Linked DNA regions of Mus musculus: region 2 is linked to region 1. A link is a loop called in an ENCODE intact Hi-C map of the cell type or tissue named here. Cell type or tissue: gastrocnemius. All regions are shown on one strand. Links, peaks and the distances in the headings refer to the core of each region. The heading gives the core; the rest is flanking DNA. Region 1 holds the start of Lncbate6 (a long non-coding RNA gene). Region 2 has its middle 5.8 kb from the start of Gm46411.

The links. Peaks named below come from ENCODE experiments on the same cell type or tissue, not always from the same donor. Only the 100,000 strongest peaks of a DNase experiment are listed, where the experiment ranks them.
Region 2: it touches region 1 in a loop (2.1-fold over the local background); 2 of 42 quality-filtered maps call a loop at or near these places.

What each region holds. Positions count from the first base shown.
Region 1 is chr13:37,539,306-37,543,704 of GRCm38, reverse strand. It overlaps Lncbate6 (a long non-coding RNA gene), which reads right to left and starts at 3,569. Exons shown (of 3, transcript XR_382205.2): 1 at 2,297-3,569; 2 at 513-709. In gastrocnemius, for the core only: a CTCF peak has its summit at 1,771; a DNase peak (open chromatin) is centred at 1,806; H3K4me3 peaks cover 498 bases; H3K27ac peaks cover 1,846 bases.
Region 2 is chr13:37,803,156-37,807,554 of GRCm38, reverse strand. It overlaps a transcript of Rreb1 not described here. Among named protein-coding and RNA genes, the nearest start is that of Gm46411, 5.8 kb to the right of the region's middle. In gastrocnemius, for the core only: no CTCF peak of the experiment used is centred there; no DNase peak of the experiment used is centred there.

The sequences.
Region 1 (4,399 bases), core at 251-4,250:
GACTTCAGGTAAGAGAGCCCTAAAGAGCAGCAGCTTCCACTTAACAGCGAATATTGCTCTCTTGGAGGGAGGGGGCTTCTTCAGCATGGGGTTCCTTCAGTTCTCCATACGTCTCCCTGTCTTAAGTTTATGGAATCGGCAGAGCTCTGAAAGCTAGTAGGAGTGTCCAGGATGCTGGATAAAAAAAGGGGATGATTACCGGGCTAGCCTCAGCTTCTCATGAGTAAAACTAATTGCTTTGCTTCATGTGAGACCACCAGAAAAAGCCCTGGGGCTTGCCACAGTAGCACGGAGAAGGAAAATTTGTCTGCCTGGTCAAGTCTTCCTCAGATTGACGTTATGATAGGCAGAGTCTGCGTGCACACTTAGTCTGCTCTCTCCTGAGAGAGGAGGCCAGACCAGGAAATAGTTGCAGGGGCATCTGTGCTGTGCTCGGCCACCCATGAAGCAGCCAGCCTCCTTCTCTGTCCACTTGCCCATGGCCCCACAAGTCTGACCTGAACTCAGTGTACCTGCTTAGGTAGTGGGTCCCACGGCGCCTTGATCTTCCACAACAGGGAAGCCCCGGGGCAGACGGTGAGAGGCCCATGATGCAAGGCACAGAGCAATGTGCTGCTGTGGGCTGTGCCTGAAAGCGACTAGAAGCAGGAACATCGGCACAATGGGCCCGGCCTAGCCAAGCGGGTAAAATGTCAGGGCACTGTAATCTCTGCAACAAGACGGTGTGAAACTTGGTGAGACTCATTTCAACTAGATCGAAGTTCTTCCTGACCAAAGACTATGGTTGTGGTCAAATGAGTCTCTCAAAGACTCATTAGTGACTTGAAGTGATGGGGGCGGGGCCATGCAAATACCCTTGGACACATACTGCGTAGGTCAAAATGATTGCCCAAGCTGCAGCCATTACGTCCACAATCCTGCTAACAGCAGCATCAGGGTTGACAACCAAACTTGGTAGAAAGGAAAGGCAGTTCTCCACTTGCTTCTGAAAAACTGCATATGACCTATGTGACGTTTCACTTTATTCTGGGTGCCCTCACGCCGAGCTAACAAAGTATCAGAAAGTTAGATCAGGATATAGGGGTCAACAGGTAGCTTGTCCTCCATTAGGGTGGGGAGCCTTGAGCCAGCTGCAGGGTGCACTCAACCATCAGTGTGTTCCTATTTCGCAAGGACACGGGGGCTAAGGAAGGAGATTGGAGGAGGGGGTGCACATAGGTATGGGAGGGATAAGAGGAAGCCAGGGTACAAGGAAGTATGAAAGAGAGATGAGTGTGATGCCAGAAGAAGGGGGCCATAACATGGATCCACCAGCTGATTGGGTGCATCAAAACCACCCAGCCTCCATGGGCAACCGATGAGGGTGAGTGGGAGAGCAATTCTTGCCAGCAGCCTCTATCAGCTGCAGCTGACCTCATGCTCCGATCACCCTTAACATGCCCTCCCACCCAGCCTGCAAACACTCCTGGCTTGCCCATCTTCTGCCCACCCCCGACTCCCACATGCCTGGAGGGTCTATGGTCTGAGTACACCCAATCTGCATGACTCTTCCTCAGGACACTGATGCGATGTGGCCTTATTTGCTCCAGAAAAGCTTCTTGGGGGGCGGGGAGGGGGAGTAAGGGTAGAGGAAATATAAATTAAAACCTTTCCAGTCTTCAAGACATTCGTGACCAAGGGATAGATAGCCCCTATCCTGGCTCTAAGCTTCTCCTGTGACAGCATGTACCAGGGGCTGAAAAAGCCAGGAAGAGAGCCACCCTCTCCACCTAGCGGTAGCCTGAACTAAACAGAAACTAGCCTTGTGGTTTCCCCCAGACCTGTGAGAGCCAAAACCACCAGTTGCCAGGGAGGGCATCCGCTCCTCGGAGGAGGAGTCTGCTCCATTGTCAGGTTCTGTGGCAGAGCATTTGTCAGCTCAGACACGTCAAGGAAATGTCACTCATTGGAAAAGGACCTACTGTGGCCAGATGTCCCTCCCCCCGGGGCAGTGGGTGTCATTCTCTTTCTCTCTGGCTTTCTGTCTGTCTGTCTGTCTCTGTGTATCTGTATTTCTCTCTCTCTCTCTCTCTCTCTCTCTCTCTCTCTCTCTCTCTCTCATGTGTGTGTGTGGTGTATGTTCACACATATTTTTAGAGAGACTTTTTTACTGTGTAAAAAAAGTAGGCTGGTCCTAAACTCTGAACGCTGGACACCTCCTCCTCCTCCTCCTCCTCCTCCTCCTCCTCCTCCTCCTCCTCCTCCTCCTCCTCTTCTAGTCTCGGGATACCAAGGAGCTAGAATGGCAAGCACTTACCACTGTCTGTGCCTGGTGTGCCTCATTTTCGGAAGTCTCCAGCAGTCTGGCTGTAGAGGTTGCAGTGGGATCAGGCTTCTTTCCAGTTCCCTCTCTGACCCTTCCCCATTTCTTCCACAGAGCCTGGGGCTCTGGGCTCCTCTTCCTCCTCCCACAGTCTGTCTCCTGTGGTGTTAAATTTCACCCACACTGGGGTCTTTGTTAAACTGACCTTCATTGTATTTCCTCGTAGCTTTGCCTGACCACAGATGCTGGCCAGAGGCAGGAAACAGAGCTGTCCTTCAGAATGGACCCCAGTGGCATCCATGTCCCATGCTGTGATCATTGTACTGAGGTGTGGCTGCAGAGAGCATCCCTGGCTGGCCACCGGTGGGCACTCATATATTCAGATCTACTTCTCTGTGTGCAAGCACAGGTGTGTGTCCCTCTGCATATGTGTTAGTGCCTGGGGAGCTGAGAGTGACACTGAGCATCTTCTTCAACTACTTTCCTCATTAAAACACACACACACACACACACACACACATACACACACACACACTTATTGTTATATATATGGGTGTTTTGCATGCTCGAGTGTCTTTGCATCACATACATTCCTGATGACCCTGAAGGCCAGGAGAGGACATTGGATCTCCAAGAACTAGAATTACAGATGGTTGTGAGCATCCATGTTGGATGCTGGGACTTGGACCCAGGTCCTCTGGATGAGCAGCTGATGCTCAAAACCTTCAGCTCCATCCTCCTTACTTTTTAGAGAGAGGGCCTCTCAGTGAATCTGGAGCTCCATTTTTGACAGACCTTGGGAACAAGCCCCAATGATCCCGCTGCCTCTTCATCCCCAGTCCTGGGATCACAGGCGCAGCACTGCACTTAGCTCTTATGGGGGTGCAGGGGATCGTGCAAGCACTTTACATACTGAGCTGTTTCCCCAGGTCCCTCAAGTCTGCTTTTCTTAAATGAAAAACCAAACAAAACTCGTTGCGCAGTGAGAGATACGAACACTGAGTGGTGTTGAAGGTGAAGGCCAGTCCTGCCCCAGTTGACTTGGTACCCTTGTTACATGCTCTCATTGGCTAACTGAGTTAGGTGGCTGCTATTTCTCCAAGGACTCTAATTTTCAGTGTTCTGTTACCTGCAGTTACAAATACGCTCATATCAGACAATGCAGTTATAAAGCAAGACAGCAAACGCAAAGGATTACTGTGGTTTATTTTTTGTGTCTTTTGAGATGTGATCTTGCTCTGTAGCCTTGAGGAGCCTAGAGCTCACTATGTAAACCAGGCTGGCCTCAAACTCAGAGAGATTTACCGTCTCTGCCTCCCAAGTGCTAAGTTTAAAGGCATGTACCACCATGCCTGGCTTCTGATTCATTTTAATATTTAAAATTTATTATTATTATTATTATTTTTACAGTGTTAAGGGTTCAGCCTAGGGTCCCGAAGGTGGTAGGCATGTACTTTCCTGGGCTACATCTCCTATTCCTACTTGTTTTTTCTTTTTTAATTTTATTTACTTTATTTGGCTTTGTTTGTTTATGCACAAAAAATGGTTTGCCAGCATGTATGCATGTGTATCATGGGCATACGTGGTACCTGTGGAAGTCAGAAGAGGGCGTCAGATCCCCTGGAACTGGAGTTACAGATGGTTGTGAGTAGCCATGTGGGTGCTAGGACTTGAACCCAGGTCCTCTGCAAGAACAGTAAGCACAACTAACTGCTGAGCCATCTTTCTAGCTCTCTACTCTGAGTTTTTTCTTAAATGCAAAATTTATCTTCAGAAGTGACTAGGAAACTTTTAGAAATAGATCCACAATTTTTCCTTTGGATATAATAGATTCTGAACTGATCCAGCATATACACACTATTTATGTTTCAGAATTAGACCCTTTGAGCCCCCCTGGAAAGTGCATATCCTTTATTGGGAAGGGGGGCAAAGAGTCTCTACTGGTGTAGTAGCAGTGGTGTGTGTGTGTGCGTGTGCGTGTGCTTGTGTGTGTGTGTGTGTGTGTGTGTGTGTGTATGTGTATGTGTGTGTGTGTGTGTGTGTGCACCAGCTCGTGTGAGAAGCAGGAATAGAGGGAGAATTCATCTGGATCATGTG
Region 2 (4,399 bases), core at 202-4,201, 260 kb before region 1:
CTGTTTCAAGATAGGATGGGTCCTGGGATGGCATGTCGTGCCTTTAATCCTAGCACTTGGGAGGCAGAGGCAGGCAGATCTTTGTGAGTTCAAAACCATCCAGGGCTACATAGTAAGTTCCAATGCAGACAGGACCACATAAAGAGACTCTAGAAAAAAGAAAGGAAAAGGGGAAAGAAGGAAGGAAAAGGGAGGGAGGAAGGGAGGAAGGAAGGAAGGAAGGAAGGAAGGAAGGAAAAGGGAAGAAGGAAAAGGGAGGAAGGAAGAAAAAGGAAGGATGGAAGGAAGGGAAAAGACAAGATGATTTTTTATTTTTGTCCTTTCTTTTGGATAACATTAACATCGTAACTTGTCAAATAATATTTTCTAGCTTGGGTATATCTTCCCAAGTAACTGATTTCAAATTTTAAAACATAAGAACTGAAATACTTACTTATCTAACATACAGTATCCACAGTACAACCAATGTTATTTATACTTTACAGTGAACAGTTACTGCATTTCTTTCCAAAATAGAATACCTCACAAGACCAAGTCAGCATAACTCCACAGCATCGCACTGCTGGCTTTTCTGGTTAACTCAAGAAGACATGAATCAGAATTAAGAGATAGAAATATTGGGAAGAAAAAGTTAATGTTACCATTAATTCTTGGTCATATCATTGTGTGACTACAAAACAAAACAAAATAATGGAAATAAAGAGAACTCTAACAGTAGTAGCCACAATTTATTGGAGGCTAGCATACCAAGCAATGGACTCATGTCTTCTTCAGGTCATGCATCTGGTGAGTAGCAGACCTGAGATTTAAACCCAGTTCTCACTGGACCTGGGAGTACACACCTGTAATGTAAGTACTTGGAAAAATACTTTTAGGAGCTAAAGGGAACTGCAACCCTATAGGTGGAACAACAATATGAACTAACCAGTACCCCGGAGCTCTTGTCTCTAGCTGCATATGTATCAAAAGATGGCCTAGTCGACCATCACTGCAAAGAGAGGCCCATTGGACTTGCAAACTTTATATGCCCCAGTACAGGGAACGCCAGGGCCAAAAAGGGGGAGTGGGTGGGTATGGGATTGGGGAGGTGGGTATGGGGGACTTTTGGGATAGCATTGAAAATGTAAATGAGGAAAATACCTAATAAAAGAAAAGAAAAAAAAGAAAAAAATACTTTTATTACAAGCCCAAATTAGTCTTGGCTACAGAGCAAGACAAGATCATTATCAACACACACACACACACACACACACACACACACACACAGAGTCTTCTTGCCTGCAAAAAATCATCTTCCTTTCAATATAGCATTGTTTTGCTTTACAAAGTGGACAATTAGCCATCCGTAATTCTAGTATTTGGGAGACAGAAGTAGGAGGATCTCTGTGGGTTTGAGGCCAGCCTGGTCTAAATATTGGATTACAGGACAGCCAGCCTATGCAGAGAGACTCTATCGCAACAAGCATACAGATGGAAAAACAAAAGGAAGACAGACAGACAGACAGACAGACAGACAGAAGAAAGAAAGGAGAGGACAATTATAACATTCTCTTATACACACCACATAGAGTTTTCATCTTAAAAACACTGACTGTCAAAAAATACACAATTTTGGGCTGGAGAGATGGCTCAGTGGTTAAGAGCACTGACTGCTCTTGCAAAGGTCCTGAGTTCAATTCCCAGCAACCACATGGTGGCTCACAACCATCTGTAATGGGATCTGATGCCCTCTTCTGGTGTGTCTGAAGACAGCTACAGTATACTCATATGCATTAAACAAACAAACAAACAAACAAACGAACAAACAAACAAATAAATAAATAAATAAAATACACAATTTTTTAAAGCCCATGCACAAAGCAACAAAGTTTTAGCATTGTTTGTGTGTAACCAGGAAAATAAAAAAAAAAAGAAACATAAATGTATGTGTCCAGAGAGTTAACAGAAGATTGAGAGGGGAAAATTAGAATTGCGTTTTTAAAATATTCATTCAGACCTGCTAGGATTACAGAGTAAGACCCTATCTTTTTTTTTTTTTTTTTTTTTTTTGTACATCATAGGGCTAGAGAGATGGCTCAGTGGTTAAGAGCACTGACTGCTCTTCCAGAGGTCCTGAGTTCAATTCTTAGCAACCACATGGTGGCTCACAACCATCTATAATGGGACTCAATGCCCTCTTCTGGTGTGTCTGAAGACAGCTACAGTGTACTTATATAAATAAAATAAGTCTTTAAAAAAAAATAAGAAAGTACATCGTAGGGCTGGAGAGATGCTTCAGCAGGTCAAAGCACTTCCAGCCGTGTATGACGGCCTTCATTTGATCTCTAAGACTCACATGGTCAGAGAAAAGTAACTGCCAAGCGTTGGCCTCTGGTCTCTATATGCCTACACCCACACCTGGTCTCTATATACCTACACCCACACCCATATACAAAACTAAAAATAAAAAAAAAAGAATTTATTTTTTTAAAATGTGCATTCTAAATTGTTACGATAAAGGTAATCCCAACCAAAACTTCAAAAGTATATAGACAAAATTCCTATAAAATATAGAGATGTAAAAAACAATTCTTGGGTGCATCTGAAACAAATAAATGAGGATATAGCAAATAATATTTTGATGAGGGGCTAGGCATGGTGAGGGGCATGGTAGTATACTCCTTGGAAGACTGAGGCAGGAGAGCTGGGATTCTGAGGCCAGCTGGGTGGAGCTAGTGAGATAGCTCAGTGGGTAAACGTGCTCACCATCAAATCTAAGGACTTGAGTTTGTTCGTCAGATCCCATAGGATAAGAATGAGCTCACAGTCTTTTGACCCCCACCCATCCACACATACATAAGCATAAATAAATAAAAAGTTTTAAGGCTAGACAGAGAGATGCTGTTAAAAACAATAACAACAGAACAACAAAAGTAAATAAAAACAATTTTACTAAAGAACTATATAGACAGAAGAGATACTAGATATTAAGACATTATGAAGCCTGCTGGCAAGATTGCTTAGCGGGTCAAGGTGTTTGCTGCCAAGCTTGACATCTTGATTTTGATCTAAGGAACATGATCTATATGAATCACGCTAAAAGTTGAAAACTGATTCCTGAAAGTTGTCCTTTTGACGGCCCCCCCATCACCACCACCCCCACATACACTACAATAAACAAATGCATCAAAATTTTAGTAAAAATGACTACAAATCTATAGTTAAAACAATAAGAACTGGGCAAGAAAAAAACAAATGATACTGGAGTTGACACCTTTCAGATGCCCTACTGTCCAAACAATCAGGAGGTAGTGTGTCGAGGGCGTGGAAAAACTGCTCGTCTGTGCCGGTCAGAATGGAAAAAGGTTGGTAGTTCCTTGAAAGATTAAAAATAGAACTGGCATATGATTTAGCAATGACACTTCTGTGTATATCCCCTGAAGAACTGAAAACAGGGTGTTGAAAAATTGTCTGTACGGTTATGCTGATAGCAGCATTGGGCACAGTAGCCAAAATTCTGTTGATGGGTGAATGAATAGACTGAAAAATGCAAATTATAGAATACTTTTTCATTTGTCTTGCTTTTTTGAGACAGGATCTCACTGCCTCTCCCTCCTGAGTTTTAGGATTAAAGGTATGCACCACTAAAGATTTATTTCTATTTTATGTGTGTGGGTGTTTCGCCTTGCGTGTATGTTTGCACACCACATGTGCGCCTGACGCCAAATGGAGGGCAGAATAGAGTGTCAGATCTGTTGGAACTGGAGTTACAGGTGGTTGTGACTGCCATGTGGGCACTGAGAATTGAACCTATGTCTTCAGGAAGAGCAGCAAGTGTTATTAACTGCTAAACCCTCTCCTTCCATGGGAGACTGCTTGGTTTTAGGTAGTAAGGAGGTTGCTGGGGTTGTAGCTCACTGAAGGAATACGTTGTCTAGTAAGCACAAGGTTTTGTGTTTGATACTAGCAACACACACACACAACCACAAAACCACAAAAGCACAAAAGAAACAGGGTTGGGGAGGTTGACTCTGACACACACTCTGAATCGATCAGCCCCGAGGACATTCTGCTAACAATAGATACAGTATGGTTCTACCTACAGAAGGTTCTTCGAGCAGTCAGACTCCTAGAAAGAGGAAGCAGAACGGAGGTTGCTGGGAGGTTACAGTTGGAGAAATTGGAAGTTAGTATTATTTCAGGACAGTTTCAGATTGGGAAGACGAAAAGGATTGTGGGGCTGGATATTGGTGATGGTTTCACAATAGGTGTGAGTGTTCTCCATATGGTGACCTCTACACTTAAAACTAGTTAAGCTGGTAAAAGTTGTACTAACGCACACCTCCACCCAATTAAAAAACAAAAACCAAAAAAAAAAAAAACCTCAAAGAAAACCCCTGCCAATGTGAATGTTGAAGCC